Linked DNA regions of Homo sapiens: region 2 is linked to region 1. A link is an interaction called in ENCODE POLR2A ChIA-PET data of the cell type or tissue named here. Cell type or tissue: OCI-LY7. All regions are shown on one strand. Region 1 has its middle 17 kb from the start of TNFAIP2. Region 2 overlaps RCOR1 (REST corepressor 1).

The links. ChIA-PET counts read pairs that join two places held together with the same protein. Peaks named below come from ENCODE experiments on the same cell type or tissue, not always from the same donor. Only the 100,000 strongest peaks of a DNase experiment are listed, where the experiment ranks them.
Region 2: POLR2A ChIA-PET joins it to region 1 with 9 read pairs; 1 of 35 experiments calls an interaction of 5 or more read pairs at or near these places.

What each region holds. Positions count from the first base shown.
Region 1 is chr14:103,139,365-103,141,864 of GRCh38, forward strand. It overlaps the pseudogene NDUFB4P11. Among named protein-coding and RNA genes, the nearest start is that of TNFAIP2, 17 kb to the left of the region's middle. RefSeq lists enhancers at 953-1,002, 1,033-1,082. In OCI-LY7, CTCF peaks have their summits at 2,021 (motif pointing left) and 2,230; DNase peaks (open chromatin) are centred at 1,557 and 1,967; H3K4me3 peaks cover 1,590 bases; H3K27ac peaks cover 2,182 bases.
Region 2 is chr14:102,637,760-102,640,259 of GRCh38, forward strand. All of the region lies in intron 2 of RCOR1 (REST corepressor 1), which reads left to right. Among named protein-coding and RNA genes, the nearest start is that of RCOR1, 46 kb to the left of the region's middle. In OCI-LY7, no CTCF peak of the experiment used is centred here; a DNase peak (open chromatin) is centred at 1,082.

The DNA of each region.
Region 1 (2,500 bases):
GGCGCTGGGGTCCCCAGGGGAGAGATGAGGGCGGCAGCGAGGGCCCCCTCGTGCAGTGAGATGGAGCGAGCTCTCGGTGGGCTGAGGGAAAGAGCAGCCCAGGGGCTTCTAAGAGACCGGGAGGGAACCAGGCTGCTTCCAGGGACAGGGAGGGCCTGGGAGGGGAGAAAGGGCTGAGGAAGCGCTTGGTCAAGTTCAGGGGGAGAGGTCCCTCCGCACTCGCAGTTGTGCCCTGTGTCACCACGATGTTGTTCCCAAAGTATTCTTCTGGTGTTTTTTTTATTTTTATTTTTTCCTTCTTTTCACAGGTGTTGACCCAAAGTATTTTCTCTCATGCCTGGCCACTCTGCCCTGGACCCTCAACCCAGCCGAATATGACACATCTCCAGAAACCCAGCAGGCGCAAGCCGCAGGGTTGGCCTTAAAATCCTGCTTAAACAGGAGACCCTGGAGGCCTGCTTCAGTGCCACCAGCCTAACCGCCAGGGCTCATCAAAGACGCTGCCCAGATGCATTGAACGTAAGCAAGATCAGCAAAGGTTTATCTCAACTTCAGACTCACTCCCAGAAACTCACTCTTGGGAGCTCTCTGTGGAATTGGGCCCCCCTTCTTCTGGTATTATGTTTTCAAAACTGACAGGGATATGAAAGAAAAACTTATCCAGGAAAGAAAATTGGGTTGAACATTTAACATCTCATTTAAGTCTTGCAATAATGGCTATATGTATTTTTGCTAAATAAATCTTCTATTAATCTTTTTTTTTTTTAAAGTTTGAGATGTCTGCAGAATGGGCATGTGGTTCATTAGAGTGACCAATACCCCGGTGAGTGACAACACTTTGTGTGCGAGGCTGCCGGCCGCCAGGCCCTCTCTCTCGCTCACTGCTTTGGGGGCATCATTTTGCACAGCCCCTGTGGAGGGTGATTTGGGCTTCCGGGTCAGGCTGACAAATGCAGGAACCTGTGAGGCAGCCATTCTCCTTCCAGGAATGTACCTTATCCATGCTCTACCAGCTATGCAAAGCAACTTGAGTGCCAGACTAGTCACTTCAGTTACAGTAGCAACATACTGGAAACTCCCTAAATGCCCATCGGCAGACACCAGGGAAATCACTGCAGTGCACCCAAACAATGGAGTACTATGTGGCGGTGAAAAAGAATGAGGAAGTTCTCTCTGTTCTCATGTTGACATTCAGGACACATAACGTTAAGTGGAAAAAAGCACAGTGCAGAGCAGAGTTTGTGGTGTGTGTGTGTGTGTCTGAGAGAGAGAGAGAGAGAGAGAGAGAGAGGTGAACAGGGTTGGATGGGGACAGAAGTTAGGAAGGAGGTATTTGGCCGTATAGCTTGTAAATTTTCATTATGAGGCATGTGAATGTGTTATATTATTAGCATTTTATAACTGAACATTTAACTGAGAAAATGAAAGTGGTGTTGCTGGAGATGGGAGGAGAGAGGAGGAAAATACTTTAGTGTCTCAGGGGTAGGCTCAACCAGCCATGTCCAGCGCCTCTTTGAAGTGGGTTCATCAGCAACCTGTGACTTGGCGTGAAGCCAAGTTCAGCGCTGAGGTGCAGACTGTAATCACAGGGCTGAGTTTAACCAAGACTCTGGTTTTGTCAGGCGATCACTATGGAGGATGATAGCTGAGCCGTGGGAGGGGCTTGCCAGGGAGAAGTCATACCGATGGGCGATACCCATACTGACTGCTGCTATACCCAGCAGTCCCTGGTCGCCCCCAGAACTCCCATCCTCTGACCCTGTGCTGCCTTGCAGCCCCTCAGCCCCCCATGCATGCCCCCCATGCATGCCCCCACCATCCCTGCAGTGAGACCCCGCAGCCTCCTGAGATGCCAGGTAAGCCATGCACAGCCAGGTGCTGTGCCTCAGAACTTGCTGCAAAGCTACTTATGCAAGGCGGGGGAAGCCGTCCTGGGAGGCTGTGCAGGTGAGCAGCCAATAAACAAGTGAAAAGAAACCCCCCTCCCTCCTTGTTTGTCTCTCCAGCGCCCTCTACTGACAGTGCACAGCACCGTGCCAGCAGGAGAGAGGGAAAAGTTCCAGAATCCCCAAGTAGGGCAGTGAAAGATGGGCTTGGGTCAGAGGCAGTAGATGGATAGCAGGCAGTTGCTTTCCATATGCACCCTTTTACACACGTTTAACCTTTTCTAAAAATTCCAGTAAATGCAATACATGTATCCTTCCCACAAGTGAAGATGCACTCACGCTGTCTCCAAAATGAGGAGACAGTGAGGACAAGGTGCCAATGGTTACTGTAGCCACTGTTGGCTCTGTTAATTACACCACAAATTCAACCACAGTCCACTGAATATCTTGTTACCTGAAGACTGAATGGTAACACTAACCTCCAAAAAATTGTGTGTACAATACAGATGCCAGCGAGAGAAAACAGGAAAATGGTTGGCATGTGGAAACAAACACGTGAAAACAAGCAAAGGAAACTAAGCAAAACTACTACACTCCTTGCTTCCGTGACAGTT
Region 2 (2,500 bases), 500 kb before region 1:
TTTTTTTGAGACACATTTAGTTTTTTCGGTGATGTCAGTAATTTTACAATTAAAGAAAAAGTTATCTGAACAAAGGGAGAGTGCCCTTAAATTGCTAAGAGGGAGCATTGCTTTGTTTTTTTCTAGTTTCGTTGTGTCTTACAGTGTTCAAACACTGTACTGGAAGTAAATAATTAAGTTTAAAATAATTTTCTTCTCCAGTGTTTGATTATCCATTTCTTTTTGTTCCAATTTCTGTATCTGAAAAACAATATTGGCTTCAAAAACGAACAAAAAAAAATTTAACTTCCCCCAGATTGCAGATTTACCATGTAAATGTGTTTCCACCCTGTTTTCAAGCTAATGTGACAAATTTGCTACATTATAAAGAACAGAAACCTGTGTACAGATTTTGGGGATAGCACACATAAAATAGTCCAAGGACATTATCAACTCAGGTGCAGAAGTTCTTGCTGAAGTTCTATTAACAATTGTGTTTAAAAACACCAGATGGGAGCAGATTTAAAGAGGGAGATTCTAATGGAAGGTTAGTTGGGATTTGTAGGGAAGAGAGAGAAGGATTTTAATTGAAAAGATACTAGACCGTATTCTTACCTTTATAGCGTTGTCTTCTTTTCTTTCTTTTCTTTTTTTTTGAGTCATATTTTCGTTCTTGTCACCCAGGCTAGAGTGCAGTGGTGTGATCTCGGCTCACTGCAACCTCAGCCTCCCGAGTAGCTGGAATTACAGGCCCCTGCCACCATGCCCAGCTCATTTTTGTATTTTCAGTAGAGATGGGGTTTTGCCATGTTGGCCAGGCTGGTCTCGAACTCCTGACTTCAAGTGAGCTACTGGCCTTGGTCTTCTCAAAGGTTGGGATTACAGGTGTGAGCCACCTCGCCTGGCCTATAGTAGTGTTTTTTTTTCTTTTCTTTTCTTTTTTTCTTGAGACGGAGTCTTGCTATGTTGTCCAGGCTGGAGTGCAGTGGCACAATCTTGGCTTACTGCAACCTCTGCCTCCCTGGTTCAAGCAATTCTGCTGTCTCAGTGAGTAGCTGAGATTACAGGTGCGAACCACCACATCCGGGTAATGTTTGTATTTTTAGTGGAGACGGGGTTTCGCCATGCTGGCCAGGCTGATCTCTAACTCCTGATGTCAGGTGCTCCGCCTGCCTCAGCCTCTGAAAGTGCTGGGATTGCAGGCGTGAACTACTGTGCCCAGCCTAGTAGTATTTTCTATCCAAGTTTTGGATGTAATTCTCTTGGGATTTTTTTCCTAATTTGTACAGCTACCACTGTACTGTTCATGACTGTATCCATGGGAACATAAGTAGGATGACATAAGTTTATAACTTGTTGCTAGGCAGATCTAGCTTGTAATGTATTAAGATTTTCCCATTAAAAAGCATTTGGATGGTTTTCTTTTGTGCGGTGAAGGTAACTAAACAGCGTAATTTGGAATTAAAACTGTGAAGTTGTATAAATTCCTTCTAGGAGAACCAACTACTCTTTGTTTTCTTTCTTTCTTTTTTTTTTTTTTTTTTGAGACAAGATCTCTTTTTGTCACCCAGGCTGGACTACAGTGACATGATCAGGTTTCACTGCAGCCTGGACCTCCTGGACACAAATGATCCTCCTACCTCAGCCTTCTCCTCCCCTTTACCAGCTCCTCCCCTTCCCTTCCCCAGCTCTCCCCCTCCAGTAGCTGGGAATACATGTATGCATCAGCATGTCTGGCTAATTAATTTATTTTTTAATTTTTATTTATTTATTTATTTATTTATTTATTTATTTATTTATTTATTTATTTATTGAGATGGAGTCTCGCTCTGTTGTCCAGGCTGGAGTGCAATGGCGTGATCTTGGCTCTTTGTATCTTCCTCCTCCTGGGTTCAAGAGATTCTCCTGCCTCAGCCTCCCTAGTAGCTGGGATTACAGGCACCTGCCATTATGCCTGGCTGATTTTTGTAGTTTTGTGGAGATGCAGTTTCACCATGTTGGCCGGGCTGGTCTTGAACTCCCAGCCTCAGAAGATCTGCCCACCTCAGCCTCCCAAAGTGCTGGGGTTACAGGTGTGACACTGAGCTCAGCCTATTCATTCATTCATTCATTCATTCATTCATTCATGAGACGGAGTCTCGCTCTGTCCCCAGGCTGGAGTGCAATGGCATGACCTCGGCTCACTGCAACCTCCGCCTCCTGGGTTCAAGTGATTCTCTGCCTCAGCCTCATGAGCAGCTGGGATTACAGGCATCTGCCACCACACCCGGCTAATTTTGTGTTTTTAGTAGAGATGGCGTTTCACCATGTTAGTCAGGCTGGTCTTGAATTCCCAACCTCAGGTGATCCGCCTGCCTCAGCTTCCCAGAGTGCTGGGATGACAGGCGTGAGCCGCCACACCCAGCCATATATATATGTATTTTTTATTTGAGTTTGCGTTTTGCCGTGTTGCCCAGGCTGGTCTTGAACTCCGGAATTTCAGATCGCCCACCTCAGCCTCCTAAAGTGCTGGGAGCCGCTG